Linked DNA regions of Homo sapiens: region 1 is linked to region 2. The links are chromatin contacts, found by Hi-C or POLR2A ChIA-PET in ENCODE. All regions are on one chromosome and are shown on one strand. The core of a region is the stretch at or near the end of the contact, and the rest is flanking DNA. Distances in the headings are between cores, read along the strand shown.

The links. Hi-C counts contacts between places; a loop is a spot of excess contacts on that map. ChIA-PET counts read pairs that join two places held with the same protein, here RNA polymerase II (POLR2A). Pooled maps may share reads with other maps.
Region 1: a loop to region 2 is called in a map of CD8-positive, alpha-beta T cell, with 11 times the contacts of the local background. The contact joins the enhancer-like site here to the promoter of AK6 in region 2. A Hi-C loop is called at or near these places in 1 of 168 maps with a recorded cell type or tissue (CD8-positive, alpha-beta T cell) and 3 of 50 pooled maps. POLR2A ChIA-PET finds 5 or more read pairs at or near these places in 1 of 52 experiments (OCI-LY7).

What each region holds. Positions count from the first base shown.
Region 1 is chr5:67,163,708-67,168,093 of GRCh38, forward strand. It overlaps MAST4 (microtubule associated serine/threonine kinase family member 4), which reads left to right. Exons shown (of 29, transcript NM_001164664.2): 29 at 1-4,386. The coding sequence ends at 3,344. Among named protein-coding and RNA genes, the nearest start is that of CD180, 31 kb to the right of the region's middle. RefSeq lists a silencer at 2,604-2,653 and an enhancer at 3,094-3,599. Within about 2 kb of position 2,389, at least 35 of the 41 ENCODE cell types and tissues checked have a DNase peak (open chromatin) inside an H3K27ac peak, as active enhancers do; they include CD8-positive, alpha-beta T cell and OCI-LY7, where a contact is called at or near this core.
Region 2 is chr5:69,367,140-69,370,769 of GRCh38, forward strand. It overlaps AK6 (adenylate kinase 6), which reads right to left and starts at 2,381. Exons shown (of 5, transcript NM_016283.5): 1 at 2,324-2,381. The coding sequence starts at 2,351. It overlaps TAF9 (TATA-box binding protein associated factor 9), which reads right to left and starts at 2,381. Exons shown (of 3, transcript NM_003187.5): 1 at 2,324-2,381. It overlaps RAD17 (RAD17 checkpoint clamp loader component), which reads left to right and starts at 2,679. Exons shown (of 19, transcript NM_133338.3): 1 at 2,679-2,794. RefSeq lists an enhancer at 2,933-3,482.

The DNA.
Region 1 (4,386 bases), core at 1,139-3,638, 2.2 Mb before region 2:
TGAAACGCCCAGTCTCCCGGAAGGTGGGCCGCCAGGAGTCTGTGGACGACCTGGACCGCGACAAGCTGAAGGCCAAGGTGGTGGTGAAGAAAGCAGACGGCTTCCCAGAGAAACAGGAATCCCACCAGAAATCCCATGGACCCGGGAGTGATTTGGAAAACTTTGCTCTGTTTAAGCTGGAAGAGAGAGAGAAGAAAGTCTATCCGAAGGCTGTGGAAAGGTCAAGTACTTTTGAAAACAAAGCGTCTATGCAGGAGGCGCCACCGCTGGGCAGCCTGCTGAAGGATGCTCTTCACAAGCAGGCCAGCGTGCGCGCCAGCGAGGGTGCGATGTCGGATGGCCGGGTGCCTGCGGAGCACCGCCAGGGTGGCGGGGACTTCAGACGGGCCCCCGCTCCTGGCACCCTCCAGGATGGTCTCTGCCACTCCCTCGACAGGGGCATCTCTGGGAAGGGGGAAGGCACGGAGAAGTCCTCCCAGGCCAAGGAGCTTCTCCGATGTGAAAAGTTAGACAGCAAGCTGGCCAACATCGATTACCTCCGAAAGAAAATGTCACTTGAGGACAAAGAGGACAACCTCTGCCCTGTGCTGAAGCCCAAGATGACAGCTGGCTCCCACGAATGCCTGCCAGGGAACCCAGTCCGACCCACGGGTGGGCAGCAGGAGCCCCCGCCGGCTTCTGAGAGCCGAGCTTTTGTCAGCAGCACCCATGCAGCTCAGATGAGTGCCGTCTCTTTTGTTCCCCTCAAGGCCTTAACAGGCCGGGTGGACAGTGGAACGGAGAAGCCTGGCTTGGTTGCTCCTGAGTCCCCTGTTAGGAAGAGCCCCTCCGAGTATAAGCTGGAAGGTAGGTCTGTCTCATGCCTGAAGCCGATCGAGGGCACTCTGGACATTGCTCTCCTGTCCGGACCTCAGGCCTCCAAGACAGAACTGCCTTCCCCAGAGTCTGCACAGAGCCCCAGCCCAAGTGGTGACGTGAGGGCCTCTGTGCCACCAGTTCTCCCCAGCAGCAGTGGGAAAAAGAACGATACCACCAGTGCAAGAGAGCTTTCTCCTTCCAGCTTAAAGATGAATAAATCCTACCTGCTGGAGCCTTGGTTCCTGCCCCCCAGCCGAGGTCTCCAGAATTCACCAGCAGTTTCCCTGCCTGACCCAGAGTTCAAGAGGGACAGGAAAGGTCCCCATCCTACTGCCAGGAGCCCTGGAACAGTCATGGAAAGCAATCCCCAACAGAGAGAGGGCAGCTCCCCTAAACACCAAGACCACACCACTGACCCCAAGCTTCTGACCTGCCTGGGGCAGAACCTCCACAGCCCTGACCTGGCCAGGCCACGCTGCCCGCTCCCACCTGAAGCTTCCCCCTCAAGGGAGAAGCCAGGCCTGAGGGAATCGTCTGAAAGAGGCCCTCCCACAGCCAGAAGCGAGCGCTCTGCTGCGAGGGCTGACACATGCAGAGAGCCCTCCATGGAACTGTGCTTTCCAGAAACTGCGAAAACCAGTGACAACTCCAAAAATCTCCTCTCTGTGGGAAGGACCCACCCAGATTTCTATACACAGACCCAGGCCATGGAGAAAGCATGGGCGCCGGGTGGGAAAACGAACCACAAAGATGGCCCAGGTGAGGCGAGGCCCCCGCCCAGAGACAACTCCTCTCTGCACTCAGCTGGAATTCCCTGTGAGAAGGAGCTGGGCAAGGTGAGGCGTGGCGTGGAACCCAAGCCCGAAGCGCTTCTTGCCAGGCGGTCTCTGCAGCCACCTGGAATTGAGAGTGAGAAGAGTGAAAAGCTCTCCAGTTTCCCATCTTTGCAGAAAGATGGTGCCAAGGAACCTGAAAGGAAGGAGCAGCCTCTACAAAGGCATCCCAGCAGCATCCCTCCGCCCCCTCTGACGGCCAAAGACCTGTCCAGCCCGGCTGCCAGGCAGCATTGCAGTTCCCCAAGCCACGCTTCTGGCAGAGAGCCGGGGGCCAAGCCCAGCACTGCAGAGCCCAGCTCGAGCCCCCAGGACCCTCCCAAGCCTGTTGCTGCGCACAGTGAAAGCAGCAGCCACAAGCCCCGGCCTGGCCCTGACCCGGGCCCTCCAAAGACTAAGCACCCCGACCGGTCCCTCTCCTCTCAGAAACCAAGTGTCGGGGCCACAAAGGGCAAAGAGCCTGCCACTCAGTCCCTCGGTGGCTCTAGCAGAGAGGGGAAGGGCCACAGTAAGAGTGGGCCGGATGTGTTTCCTGCTACCCCAGGCTCCCAGAACAAAGCCAGCGATGGGATTGGCCAGGGAGAAGGTGGGCCCTCTGTCCCACTGCACACTGACAGGGCTCCTCTAGACGCCAAGCCACAACCCACCAGTGGTGGGCGGCCCCTGGAGGTGCTGGAGAAGCCTGTGCATTTGCCAAGGCCGGGACACCCAGGGCCTAGTGAGCCAGCGGACCAGAAACTGTCCGCTGTTGGTGAAAAGCAAACCCTGTCTCCAAAGCACCCCAAACCATCCACTGTGAAAGATTGCCCCACCCTGTGCAAACAGACAGACAACAGACAGACAGACAAAAGCCCGAGTCAGCCGGCCGCCAACACCGACAGAAGGGCGGAAGGGAAGAAATGCACTGAAGCACTTTATGCTCCAGCAGAGGGCGACAAGCTCGAGGCCGGCCTTTCCTTTGTGCATAGCGAGAACCGGTTGAAAGGCGCGGAGCGGCCAGCCGCGGGGGTGGGGAAGGGCTTCCCTGAGGCCAGAGGGAAAGGGCCCGGTCCCCAGAAGCCACCGACGGAGGCAGACAAGCCCAATGGCATGAAACGGTCCCCCTCAGCCACTGGGCAGAGTTCTTTCCGATCCACGGCCCTCCCGGAAAAGTCTCTGAGCTGCTCCTCCAGCTTCCCTGAAACCAGGGCCGGAGTTAGAGAGGCCTCTGCAGCCAGCAGCGACACCTCTTCTGCCAAGGCCGCCGGGGGCATGCTGGAGCTTCCAGCCCCCAGCAACAGGGACCATAGGAAGGCTCAGCCTGCCGGGGAGGGCCGAACCCACATGACAAAGAGTGACTCCCTGCCCTCCTTCCGGGTCTCCACCCTGCCTCTGGAGTCACACCACCCCGACCCAAACACCATGGGCGGGGCCAGCCACCGGGACAGGGCTCTCTCGGTGACTGCCACCGTAGGGGAAACCAAAGGGAAGGACCCTGCCCCAGCCCAGCCTCCCCCAGCTAGGAAACAGAACGTGGGCAGAGACGTGACCAAGCCATCCCCAGCCCCAAACACTGACCGCCCCATCTCTCTTTCTAATGAGAAGGACTTTGTGGTACGGCAGAGGCGGGGGAAAGAGAGTTTGCGTAGCAGCCCTCACAAAAAGGCCTTGTAACGGGGAGGGCCCAGGGGCAGGACTGTGGAGACCCGTCCTGAACGGGCGACTGTGTCTTGACTACCTTTCAAAACCAGCACTGTGTGGGAATGTCCGCCAGGCAGAGCTCGGAGCCTCATTGAGACAGGGGAGAGAGAAAGACAAAGAGGGGACCTTCTTCCAGATGCCTTCCCAGTTGTAACCGGTAAAACTGTTACCAGATAGTGTTTGTACAAAAAAAAAAAAAAAAAAAAAAAAAAAAATTACCTTTACAGTTGAGGGTTGTTGAGGAAAATGATTTTCTTTGTAAATATATAGCATCGTGTTTGGTTTGGGATGTAGAGTCTATACCTGGCTGCTGATTGCGTCGTTTACTACAGCTTTTTTTAAATAAGATTTTTGCTTTACCATTTATCATAATGTAGTAATGAAGCAAAATGGTCAAAACTGGGTGTGTGTGAACAGAGATACACCCATATTCGTGTATATACACATCCACCTACATGTTTTGGTCTGTGGTTTAAGAGACTATTTCAAGGTTCCATTTTTATAAGCTAAAACATTCTAAGTTAAGATGGAAGAAAGCCCTAAACACAGTAGATTCTGAGTTTTTATGTGTATTTTAACCAGAGTTTCTGATAGTACTGTATCTGGCTACCTATATTTCCAGATCTAAAGCAAGAACTACTCTAAGTACTGCATTTGGAATCCTCCTCCATTAGGAATGGCCAGGACAAGTGGAGCTAGCCATTTTCATTACACGGCCATCCCAATGGACACTGGATCCCTGGTCCAACTGTCTAAAAGGCCAGTTGTTCCTTTCTGTGGATGTGGATGTCTGGCCTTCACCTGAGGTAGAGCGGGGACTATAAACACACATCAACTTTCTTTCTGTTTGCTTTCTTTTCCTTCTTTTCAAACTCTTAAACTCAGGCCTTTATGCTGTGAGTGACTAGTCCAAGAAGCACACATTTTGTAGTAGTCCTGCACCAGCCCTGCTCTTGAATAAAAAGGAAAATTACTGGCTGCACCCAAATCTTCTAGTACTTGAGTAATAAGCATC
Region 2 (3,630 bases), core at 1,131-3,630:
TTCTCCAGGGGTGGGGCTCAGCAGATTCTGACGCCAATTCAAACTGCCTGCTGCTACCGGGGAACTGCTGAGAATAAAATTAGCCATCTCGTGCTGGGCGCAGTGGCTCATGCCTGTAATCACCGCACTTTGGGAGGCCGAGGCGGGCAGATCACAAGGTCAGGAGATTGAGACAATCCTGGCCAACATAGTGAAACTACATCTCTATTAAAATACAAAAATTAGCCGGGCGTGGTGGCGCGTGCCTGTAATCCCAGCTACTCAGGAGGCTGAGGCAGGAGAATCCCTTGAACCAGGTAGTTGTAGGATGCAGTGAGCCAAGATCGCGCCACAGCACTCCAGCCTGGCGACAGAGACTCCATCTCAAAAAAAAAAAAAAAAAAATTAGCCACCTCGAATCAATTACAATAATTTATTTACCTTTTTCTTTTTTTAAAGACAAGATATCTCTTTGTTACCTAGGCTGGAGTGCAGTGGAACTTGGCTCACTAGAGCCTTTACCTCCTGGGCTCAAGCAATCCTCCCATCTCAGCCTGTCCGGTAGCTAGGACCACAGGTATGCACCACCATGCCCTGGTTAATTTTTGTAGAGACGGGGTTTGGCTATGTTGCTTAGGCTAAGCTCAAACTCCTGAGCTCAAGCGATCTCCCCACCTCCACCTCCCAAAGTGCTGGGATTTACAGGCATGAGCCACCCACCTGGCCTATTTGCTTTAACTTATAAAGATTTAAAAACTGTTCATGGCCACGTGTGGTGGCTCGCGCGTGTAATCCCAGCAATTTGGGAGGAGAAGGCGGGAGGATCGCTTAAGCGCAGGAGTTCGAGACCAGCCTGGCCAACATAATGAGACTCTGTCTCAAACAAAAACAAAAACAAGAACAAAAACAAAACTGTTCATGTTAAAATTAAGCAGTCTGAAAATTACCTCTACTGACCCCTTGCGCCCTTCCCTAGAGATAACCACTGTAAACCAGTTTCCTTTCCCAAAGAAACCCTATTTATGTTTGCATGTAAATGTACATATATGTACATACTCTTTGTTATATAAATACAACACATATTCCCTTTTACATAAATGACAATACTATATACATTGTTCTTTACCTTCCCCTTCTGATACCTATTAAAATTACATTTCAAGATCATCAAATTCATAATTTTCAGCTATTCAGATTTAACATCCCTGAAATTAAACTTAAGCATAAAGATAACAGGGATAATCCAGTTCCCATACCCAGGAGAATAACGGTCACCTCAAGTCCACTATAATACACCAAGTCTGAACCCTGGACTCAACATGTTTTCAATAAAATGTTCACTTTAAAGTTTTGACAATGACTTAATAACCAGGGCACTATGTTTGATCCATGCAAAAAGATGTAAAATCTTCCGCTTAAGGAATCTAAAATTCTAAACGTTATTTGTGGGGTGGTTAATCTGCACCTCTCAGAAACAGACATGTCTTGTGCGCTGCCAACAATTTTACCTTTGGGTGAATGATGTAACTTTACTGTTCCCACAAAGAGTCTTAATTTTTCTGTACCTTGCAATAAAATCTACATGCATTAGATTTTTCCACGAATGGCCTACAATTTGATAAACACTTTCAGGACTAAACGGCTAGCAAAAATATTCGTTAAAGTCGTTATGCAGCATTTTAATTCCCTTCACTGATAACATGCACCCTGAGTATGGCTTCAAAGACCCACTCCTACGCGAGAAACGACCCGAAATGCTCTATATGCCTTCCTTTTAAGGGGCGGGGGGATCCTTTGATGTAACTCAACAAAAGCATACAGCAATTTCGTCACGTCACAAACATCTGAACTCGTTTACCGAAATCTAATCTGAGGCGTTTATCAGAAGCAAAGAAAAAATAAAATACGGCCCACGGAGGCCTAAGGAGTGAGGCATCCACCATTAATGACTCTACCGGGAAGCAGATATGGCCTTACGTTATTTCGCTAAAAATCCCAAGGCCAACCCTGCCAAAGAATCAACAACCCATTTTACAAACGAAATACCAGATTCAGAAAGACTAAGCAGGTTGCCAAGCTGGAGAGCTGGATCTGCCGACCTCTCTCCACCCCCCCCCGCCCCCCCCCGGAGCCTCAGGCCAACGGAATTAACGTTCCGCGTCCCCTCCCTCGCCTCCCGCAACGCCCGCGAGGGTCGGCTCCCGGGGCGCTGACAACCGCCTCGTGGCCCTCGGCCGGCCTCTGAAGAGGGCAGTGAGGGGCCCCCACCTGGGCGCCCGATGCCCAGAGCACTCTGCGCCCCCAGCCTGCCCCAGCCCAGTCCCTCCCGGCCGCGCGCCCTGACCGGTGAGCAGGATGTTCGGAAGCAACATGGTCCCCGCCGCGACGGCTTCGGGCGCCTCGCTCACGTGCCCTTTGCTCTACAGGGAGGAGCCGGAAGGGGCGGGCGGCAGCAAAAGCCCACGGCCCCAAAGGCCCCGAAGCCCACCGCGGCGCCCCTAGCCTGCCCCGGCGGCCCAGCCGCGGCCCACTGGTTACCTGGCTTTCGATGACACATTTCCGTCGCAAAGTTGGAGGGTGGGCATAACTCGGGTCGGTACTTCGGGTCAGGCAGTGCGCTGGATGCCTAAGTCACACACTCCTTCGGTGGTCCCCGCCCTTCGCTTGCGCCGACCAGTCTGGAAGGTCCCCGGGAGGCCGTACCTCCGAGAGGCTCGGCGTTGAGCCCGGGTAGGGCCAGGTGGCTGCCCTTTCACCTAGGGTAGTCCCTGGTCGCCTCCGCTCTTCGCCTAAAAGGGGATGCAGCTCCGGGAAAGTAAGGCCGCCGCGGTTGCGGCTATATTATGTATATGTCTTAGAGACGTGAGTCTATCTCTGCCTTCAAGCTTTCCTGGGCTCTCGTCGCTCCTCCTCCCGACCCGCCCATCCCATCTGGGGATGAGAAGATTGAGGGTGCAGAGCCCTGTCCTGCAGCGGGGATTTGCGAGCTCAACCCGGCACCCCACTGATTACAGGATTACGTTGGACGAATATTTGAGCTTAGTATTCCCTGTTCACTGTGTGGGGTGGTGGTGGGTCGGCTAGGAATAGTCTTGAAGGTCTACCTCTGACATCTCATTTCAGTAACCTCGCATCTTCAGGGACAGTTATCTGCTTTTTAAAGGAGGTAATTGTCAATCTTGTTTTCAAGAGTGAATAGAGACCTGACCGTGACAACAGTCTGCACCTTTTTTTGTTTGTTTGTTTGTTTTTGTTTTGTTTTGAGACGGAGTCTCACTCTTGTCGCCCAGGCTGGAGTGCAACCTCCGCCTCCTGGGTTCAAGTGATTCTCCTGCCTTAGCCTCCAGAGTAGCTGGGATTACAGGCGCCCACCACCACGCCCGGCTAATTTTTGCATTTTTAATAGAGACGGGGTTTCACCATGTTTTGGCCAGGCTGGTCTCAAACTCCTGACCTCAGATGATCCGCCCGCCTCGTCCTCCCACGGTGCTGGGATTACAGGCATGAGCCACCGCGTCCGGCCCCTGGTCTGCATCTTTTATTTCGAGCTACAAACTATATTTACTCAAATAGGTGTTTTTTTTCCACCTGTATACCTTTTGAAACGTCACAGTCTCTAATCGTGAACGATTTGGGGCGGAGGGCTGAACA